2 separate regions of the Homo sapiens genome follow, and region 2 is linked to region 1. The links are chromatin loops, found by intact Hi-C in ENCODE. Cell type or tissue: dorsolateral prefrontal cortex. All regions are shown on one strand. Links, peaks and the distances in the headings refer to the core of each region. The heading gives the core; the rest is flanking DNA. Region 1 overlaps PPIL4 (peptidylprolyl isomerase like 4). Region 2 overlaps ZC3H12D (zinc finger CCCH-type containing 12D).

Evidence for each region. Hi-C counts contacts between places; a loop is a spot of excess contacts. Peaks named below come from ENCODE experiments on the same cell type or tissue, not always from the same donor. Only the 100,000 strongest peaks of a DNase experiment are listed, where the experiment ranks them.
Region 2: it touches region 1 in a loop (2.1-fold over the local background); 26 of 110 quality-filtered maps call a loop at or near these places.

Annotation. Positions count from the first base shown.
Region 1 is chr6:149,515,598-149,519,987 of GRCh38, reverse strand. PPIL4 (peptidylprolyl isomerase like 4) reads left to right here. Exons shown (of 13, transcript NM_139126.4): 11 at 2,538-2,634. It also overlaps the pseudogene RNU7-3P. Among named protein-coding and RNA genes, the nearest start is that of PPIL4, 28 kb to the left of the region's middle. In dorsolateral prefrontal cortex, for the core only: CTCF peaks have their summits at 2,139 and 2,339; no DNase peak of the experiment used is centred there.
Region 2 is chr6:149,452,581-149,456,970 of GRCh38, reverse strand. ZC3H12D (zinc finger CCCH-type containing 12D) reads left to right here. Exons shown (of 6, transcript NM_207360.3): 4 at 71-305; 5 at 4,249-4,355. Among named protein-coding and RNA genes, the nearest start is that of ZC3H12D, 30 kb to the left of the region's middle. In dorsolateral prefrontal cortex, for the core only: no CTCF peak of the experiment used is centred there; a DNase peak (open chromatin) is centred at 2,250; H3K4me3 peaks cover 724 bases; H3K27ac peaks cover 1,387 bases.

The sequences.
Region 1 (4,390 bases), core at 72-4,071:
TACATTGCTCGTAGCATGTCAGTCTTAAAAGTTGGGTCTCTCATATGTTGAAATAATACGAGTTTTTGGTTTTTGATGCAGTGTTTTTAACAGGTTTCACTTTGATAGTTACTCACATGTAATGCTAAATTTTACTGGGAATTTCAGGGTTACTTTCTTTTTCTATAACACTTATTTCCCATGCTTTTAATGAACTGTTTTTTTTGTCTGTTTTTAGTAAGAAAGAAAAACACTATTTAGTTGTGAATTGCTGAATTGTTTGGTGGATTCTGTTACCTTATGGGAGTTCAGAGAAGGAAGAAATTATTAATGTGACTAAAGTAGGCAAGGAATGTTGAGTGGAAGCTGTGATCTCTGTGATAAAGGAGAGGGTGACTTGGATTGGAGTTCCATGTACTATTAGTTTCTCCTGTGAAACCTTACCTCCTCCTAGAACACATGGCTAGTTTTTGACAGTGCTGTTTGAGTGATTTGTGAAACCTAAATTGAAGCACTAAGATTTTTTTCCACATATGAAAATTACAACTTTGTGAATGAAAGATTCCAGTAAGTATATTCAAAGTGTTGGTGAGCTGCTGGCCTGATGCAGTGTAGTTCTGGCCAGTAGTAATGCCAGGTGGCTCTTATGTAGAGCTCTGCTTCCAAAGAGCTAGTTTAATTGTATCATTTGGGAAGTGTATGAAATAAATATTATAATTCCTCATTATAGATATGGAATTTGAGGCATAATCTTGAGAAGTGATTTACCTAGAGTCACATACACAGATGATTTAGACAGACCCTACATTTGGTTTGTTTTTTACCCTCTCAATCCTGTCTTCTTCTCAACCCATCCACCCATTGAATAAATACTACTACTTTCTTGTGACTTTTAAATAAATTTCTTCATGTTTTTTCCTAAGATAAAATGTCACATAGGAGGGAGAAGCTTTGGTTTTGTATATGCCATCATAAACATACAGTTTATTATTCTCAGTTAATTTTGAGATAATTATATATGTTATTGATTCACATTTATAAACTTAATGTGTATAATGTGCCATTCACAGCACTAAGAACTTTCCTTTATAGTCTGATGATTCCAGCAACTCTGTGAAATGTTGGTATTATTTTCAGTTTATAAATGAAGATAATGTAAATAAAGATAATGAATTGCAGAGAAGTGGTGTCTTACCTAGGACCTCCCACTACAGTCAAGAACCTCTTACATTAATCTGGTGCCCTTTCTGTTATACGGTAACTGCTTCATCCATAGTGAGACTTTTAATGGCAGGCAGATGGCAAATAATTTTTCAATGATAAATGATGGCTGTTTGTTACCATTACCAGTTATTTTAACTCTTGCAGTAGACTGTTTCACATTTATGGGAAACATTGCTGGCCACTTTTGTTTCTGGAGTCTCTGGAATTGCCAAATAGATTGATCTTGTCTTTTTTGCTTACCCTATGGGTCCCCCTTTAAAACCCTGACAATCAAGGTACACATAGGATTCTCAGTCAAAACCTCTGTCTGTACCTCCAGTTTGTTTTACTTCTACATTTAATCTAGGACCCTTCTGTAGGAAGCCTTTCTACAAACAGCATTTCCTAGTGGTGTGGTTGAGGGATAGGAAAGGCAGGGCAGTCAACAGGTCTGGGACATGGATGCGAATTGAATTCTCATCTGGTAGGAGACTTGAAAATTGAATTCTCATCTGATAGGAGACTAGAGTTGAGAGTAGAGAGGCTGCATTGAATGCTCTTCCTTTCTAGCCCTACCAAGCTAGTTAGGATGTAGCAGTAGGTCCTATTTTCCTGAGGGGATTTTTGGCACTTGGGAGGAATGAAGTTGCCCCTAAGTTAGAATTTCAAAGTAGAGACAGTTTGTCTTTGGTGCTATTACCCACCCTCTCCTCTCACAGCTGTTTGGTGATCTTCTGCACATCCTGCCCTCTTCTATTTGCCTGATGCTCTGTTGCCATTTAGCAGAGTATCTCTTGTTAAATCTTTTTTTTTTGAAACGGAGTTTCGCACTGTCGCTCAGGCTGGAGTGCAGTGGCACGATCTCGGCTCACTGCAACCTCTGCCTCCCAGGTTCACGCGATCCTCCTGCCTCAGCCTCCCGAGTAGATGGGATTACAGGCACACACTATCTCGTTAGATCTTTAAAAGGTCTCTTAAAGTCTCACTTCTCTCAAACTTAGGTCTTTCAGATCTTAAACTCAGGTCCCAAATCCTCAGTTTTCCACTGGACTTAATGTTCTCATGGGCTCAATGGCTCTACTTGAACACGGCATTTGTGTGTAATTTATTTGAAAGTTTGATGTTGTAATATTCACATATATCGTTAGGTGGCAGCATGTGGCTACCTAGCAAAAATGGATGTCTGATTTCAAATTAGTAATGGAGATGGAATTACTATGATTCTTTTGTTCCCTTTCTCTGTCTCTCGATATATGCCATTTATAAAATAGCTCTTATGCTTTTTATAAAATAATTATTGTTCTTGGTTAGGTGGTTTTTTTACTAAGCTCTTTTTTTCTTTTCTTAATAAATAGGTGGGAAATACACCAAGAGTGATTTCAAGGAGTATGAAAAAGAACAGGATAAACCACCTAATTTGGTTCTGAAAGATAAAGTAAAGCCCAAACAGGAGTATCCTTACCAAGAATCAGTTAGTTAATATGTATTGACCATCTGCTATGTGTAGAGTACTGTGTGATGTGTTATGAAAAGTCACAAAAGCTATAGAAGACAAATTTCCTGAATCCAGATTGTTTGTGAGGAAGTAACTTAGTTTATCATTATCTCTTTTCAAGATCTTACATATACTTTGCTTTTTCACTATACTCTAGTGTATGGAGAAAGTTAAGGTTGAAAGAAATCTGTAGCCTAATTCTTTTATTAATACTTTCCTACTCTAGGTTAAGTACTTTCCTACTTATCATATTCTCAGAAGATCTTCAGGTAAGATTTGTATTTTCTTTTTGGGGGGGCTTTCCTGCAAAAACCGGAAAGCCTACTAGACAAATTCTAAAAGAGCTGTAACACTAGCTTTGTATTTTCTATATGTAATTGTAATGTTTTCTATTCCTCATAATCTGAAATTTATTATTGCTAAGCTGATTCCTTTGTGCTACCTGCTGTTATGTTTAACTTCCTTACCTAGATAACAAAATCCTATTGTTCTCTGTTACAATGTTAGGTTACTTCTTTCGGTATAGTATATTGTAATTTCAACAACAAATATTTATTGGGCTTCTACTGAGTGCAAGAGTTCACTTTTGTAGGATTAAAAAGAAATCCATTGACTTGACCATTTACTTCAGGTTCTTCCAAGTTTTAGGTTGAGACATGTAAAAAGTAATGAAACATACTGTTTATATTATGACATTTAAATTGGTTCACTAATTTTTCCCATTATAAATATATCACTCCACACATTGCAAGAGTTATTTCTGTTGTGATTCTTTCTGGTAAATGGTGTCTTTGTTTCCTAGTTTCTATTGGTATTTCAGGGATTTTTTTTTCTACATATGTAGACATTTCTTTTCCAAGTACTCATCAAGAAAGATGAATATCAGGTTGACCTGGTCTATATTCATGTTTTAAGATGTGTTGATTGTCTGCAATGTATAAAGCATTGTGAGGTGTTAGAACTGGATAAAGTCTGAAGAAAGCTGATAAAATCAGCATAAGGAGAGGCTTTCACATGCAGACAGACCAAATAAGAAGCTGAGATTTGGTCAGAAAAGATCAACATTCAAGGGCATATGATTGAAAGCTCAAAATCATAAAAGTTATGAATGGAATACATTTGATATTTATTTACCAAATCTTTGAAATTAAATTTAGGCTTATTACTAATAACTATAGCTGGAAGAAGGGGAATTTTAAGTTTTCTTTAATTTTAATTAATTGAAACAACCACACATATACTTATATGGAATAGTGTAGCTTCTAGCCTTTTGAAGTTGATGCAAAAGAGAGAAATGCTGTTAGGGGATAGTCTGATGTGCAGATAAATTGTCTTAAGTCAGTTAAGAAGGCATGGTGGCATCTACTTTATGGGCCTTAAGAGAAAGAGAAATTAGTGAAAGTATAGATTATTAATAAGAAGAATCAAAAATAGAAGTAGGAGAAGGAAATAACTTGGCCCAACTAGACCTCAGGGAAGAAATTGGAGAAAAGATGGCAGTGAGCTCACAAATTTGTGTTTTATTCAAAGGGAGAGGGATTTGATGTCTTCTGAAAGTGTTGATTTTAGTGATAAGTACAAGATAGTGGGTAAGTGAGGAAGCAGGAGATACAACAAGTGTCTTGAGGGTATGACAAGTAATCAACAGATACTTAGTAAGCATCTGTCACATACTCAGTTTAGCAATGAAAGATATTCAGTTCCTGCCCACAT
Region 2 (4,390 bases), core at 210-4,209, 63 kb after region 1:
CGCGTTGGGGGTGGTTCTCAGGGGCGGTGCCCTTGGGCCCTCACCCGCGTCTCCGTCGCCCCGCCCTCAGAGCAGCACGTGCTGGCGGAGCTGGAGCGGCAGGCGGTGCTGGTGTACACGCCGTCCCGCAAGGTGCACGGCAAGCGCCTGGTCTGCTACGACGACCGCTACATCGTGAAGGTGGCCTACGAGCAGGACGGCGTCATCGTCTCCAACGACAACTACCGGGACCTGCAGAGCGAGAACCCCGAGTGGAAGTGGTTCATCGAGCAGAGGCTGCTCATGTTCTCCTTCGTCAACGACCGGTAGGTCCGGCTGGGGTCCTGACACCCTGGGGGGCGGCGGGGCGGGGGGCCGGGGTCGAGGCAGTGGCCACGCCTGCTACCAGGTGGAGGAGCTTGGGGTCACCCGGTCACCCAGCCCCTCAGACAGAGCTCCCCCAGGTCCGCATTCTCGGCGGGCACGTCCCCAATAGGTGGGCTGCTTTGCTCTGACCTTGCTGTTCCCAGGGCCACATCTGACACACCACAGAGAAGCCCAAGAGGTGGGCCAAGCATGCAAGCATGTGTTTAGGGCACCACTAACTTAAAAAAACAGAATTGCATACTTCAGAATATTGAAATAGTCATCATGGAAAAGATCTGTACTTTGTTGTATTGCTTTTCACTTATTTCAGGTTTTTGTCTTATTTTATTTTATTTTATTTTATTTTATTTTTTGAGATGGAGTCTTGCTCTGTCACCCAGGCTGGAGTGCAGTGGCTCAATCTTGGCTCACTGCAAACTCTGCCTCCCAGGTTCAAGCAATTCTCCTGCCTCAGCCTCCCGAGTAGCTGAGATTATAGGCACGCACCACCATGCCTGGCTAATTTTTTGTATTTTTAGTAGAGATGGAGTTTCACCATGTTAGCCAGATGGTCTCGATCTCCTGACCTTGTGATCTGTCCACCTCGGCTTCCCAAAGTGCTGGGATTACAGGCTTGAGCCACCGTGCCTGGCTGTCTTTTTTTTTTTTTTAAATCAAAATTTTGAATTACATATGGGAGTAGGCAACAGATTTTTTTTTTTCTTTGACAGGGTCTTGCTCTATTGCCCAGGTTGGAGTGCAGTGGCATGATCACAGCTCACTGCAGCCTTGAACACCTGGGCTCAAGCGATCCTCCTGCCTCAGCCTCCCAAAGTGTTGAGATTTTAGGTGTCAGCCACTGAGCCCAGCCCAGAATCTTTTCTTCTGGGCTGTAAATATCTCCCCCTGCCTGGCCCTGACTCTGGGTTGAAATGTTCAAGAGAACCTGGCTGGTTCATGTAGCCCTGAAATAGGCCTCTTGGGTCAGTTCATCCCAGACCAACCGGCTATGGCTGGAGGCAGAGAGGGACACAGGGCCACAGGCACAAACCACTCAGCTAATGGTGAGGGCAGACACTGGCAAGGTGGATGAGGGTCTGGAGACCCGAGCAGCGTGTGACAGAGCACAGCCAGCTGGGCTGTTGCTCCCATTTCCATTTCTGTTCCAGGCAGTGTTAGCTTGGCCCTCATTCTGGGCTCTCTGACTGACTTTTTGGAACGTGGTTTTAGACAAACTCCTCAGCTCTGTGAGGGCCGGGACTGTATCTGTCTTACGTGCGGTGTCTCCAGCACGCCTGGCCCACAGGGGTGCAGTAACTAGTTGTAAAGGAATGACCGAGTGAATGGCTATGGCTGGGGAAGGGTCGATGGGGAAAGAGGTCTGGGCTTAGGCTGCTTGCACACGGCTGAGCAGCTGCTGACTCTGGACCCAGGGACACAGTGTGGTGTTTGAGAAAGGGCTGGGGCTTTGGAGAGGGCAGGTGAGGTTTCCATCTGAGGCCCTGCCACTTACTGGCTGGGAGTCAAGGGGGAACCACTCAACCTCTCTGAGCTGAATGTTCTTCACCTTGAAAAGGGATTAATAATGTCACCTCTGAGATCATTGTGAGGACTAGAGAGAATTGTGCCCCAGAAGTGGTAGCAGCTATTCCCAGGACATGGTGCAGCAGGGGGTACTGTGGTCCCCAAGGCCAACTGCCCCTGCAGCCGTGGAGGTGGAGGGCCAGAGGCATGGCAGCAGCGCCCTGCAGGAGCCCCCATTGTCATTTCCAGCTACAAAAGGCCAGCGGCTCTCACTGTCCGTCTGTAGCCTGGAGGAATCTGGCTAGTCTGGTAACTATGGGCTCCAGAAATCCTCACTGAGCTCTCAGGGACATGGCCATCTCTGGCCTGATGACAGCCTGGGGCGGGAGCCAAGTCCTTTTGACGCACTGGCCTCCGTTAAGGGCCTGCCAGGAGGCAGGACCTGCCGCCCGCTTGTGAGCGAGGGCGCCTGCCCTGGTGCCCCGGGCACGTCCACAGGGCCCTCTTGGCACAGCTCCTGCTCCTGAGAGAGCAGGAGAGGAAGTCTTTGGGAACGTTTAATAACCACAGTGGGCGGTTCCCCAGATTCTTGGTCAAGGCCCAATTCTGAGAAGCCGGCTGTGCAGCTGGGAGCTGAGCTATGGAGGCCACACAGGGCCGGGGATCACCCAGCTCTCTGCAGAGTGGGACTTCAGCATGACTCTGGATTCTTAGGGGGACAGCAACCCATAAAACATCTTCTCCTTGATTTACAATCCCAACCTCTCTACAGAACCTTTGTATGACCTGGAAGTGGCCTTGGGAACAAAAGTATTTATGTAAAAAGTGGACCTCACTCAGCGAGGGGCGTTTTCCTTCTGAGGAATTGGGTTTTCCCTGTTGAACTCTGAGCATGCATTCCCTTCCTCATTAGGGCTCCATGCCAGGGAGGAGAGAAGGGCAGATCAGGGGCAGGGCAGCCAAGGAAACTAAGACCAGACCCTGTGCCCCCAGGGTGCGCAGAGGAGGAGGTTAAGTCTGCGAGGTGGCTGTATGTGCAGGCAGCACCTGGGATCCACTTCCTCACTGATTCAAACTCCCTGTTCCTATTGAATCTCTTCGCCTGGAGGTTCACAGCCCAGAGCTGTGTTTGGCACGGGGTGAAACACAGGAGAAATGGGACCTAAGCCTCAAGGAGCTCATACAACTCTGAAACCTTCTGGAACTGTTTTTTGTTTGTTTGTTTATTTAGAGATGATAGAGTCTAGCTCTGTTGCCCAGGCTGGACTCCTGGACTCCAGGGATCCTCCTTCCTCAGCTTTTCTAGTAGCTGGAACTACAGGGGTATGACACCACTCCTGGCTTTTCTGGAGCTGTTAACCTCATAGAGGTTTCTAACCTTTTGTTGAGGACAGTGGGAAGCCAGAGGAGCCCTTAGAGCAATTATACTTTCATTTTCCTGGATAAAAATCACCTGGGAAGTTCTTTTTTTTTGGAGAAGGAGTCTCACTCTGTCATCCAGGATGGAGTGCAGTAGCATGATCTCGGCTCACTGCAACCTTCGCCTCCCGGGTTCAAGCAATTCTCCTGCCTCAGCCTCCCCAGTAGCTGGGACTACAGGTGCCCGCCACCATGCCCAGCTAATTTTTGTGTATTTTTTAGTAGAGATGAGGTTTCACCGTGTTGCCCAGGTTGGTTGTGAACTCCTGAGCTCAGGCAATCTGCCCACCTCAATCTCCCAGTTGTGCAGATTCCTGAACAACTTCAGATTCTGATGAAGCAGGTCTTGCGCGAAGCTCGGAGGCTGTCATTTTTTTTTTTTTTAGCCAGGATCTCACTCTGTTACCGGGGCTGGAGTGCAGTGGCACAATCATGACTCACTGCAGCCTCCATCTCCCAGGCTCAGCCATCCTCCCATCTCAGCCTCCCGAGTAGCTGGGACTAAAGGCATTCACCACCACATCTGGCTAATTTTCTTTTTTTTTTTTTTTTTTGCTTTCTGTAGAGACAAGGTTTCACTATGTTGTCCAGGCTGGTCTTGAACTCCTGAGCTCAAGGGATCTTTCTGCCTCAGCTTCCCAAAGTGTTGGGATTACCCATGTGAACCACTGCACTCAGATGACTGCATTTTTAAGTTGCTAGGTGATTCTGACACTGCTGGCTTGAACCACAACAGGAGAAACACCCAAAGAGGGCCAGAGCTGTGCTGTGTGCTCTGCATGGGGTTCAGTGTGAAGGGAAGGTTTTGCTTTAAGATGCTGTGACATCCTGCTGGGTGATGGTGGGCCCGGGGCCGAATGCTTCCTGGTGTTCTTGGGGAACTTGGGCCTGCTCCCTTTGTACAGGTGCTGGTGGCAAATCCCAGGTGGTCTTGCAGTTGCCCCTGTGCTTATTTTCCAGGTTCATGCCGCCTGATGACCCCCTGGGCCGCCATGGACCCTCCCTGAGCAACTTCCTGAGCAGGAAGCCGAAGCCCCCAGAGCCATCCTGGCAGCATTGTCCTTATGGTGGGTAGGGCCCAGTGCTTCGCAGGCCCTGTTCA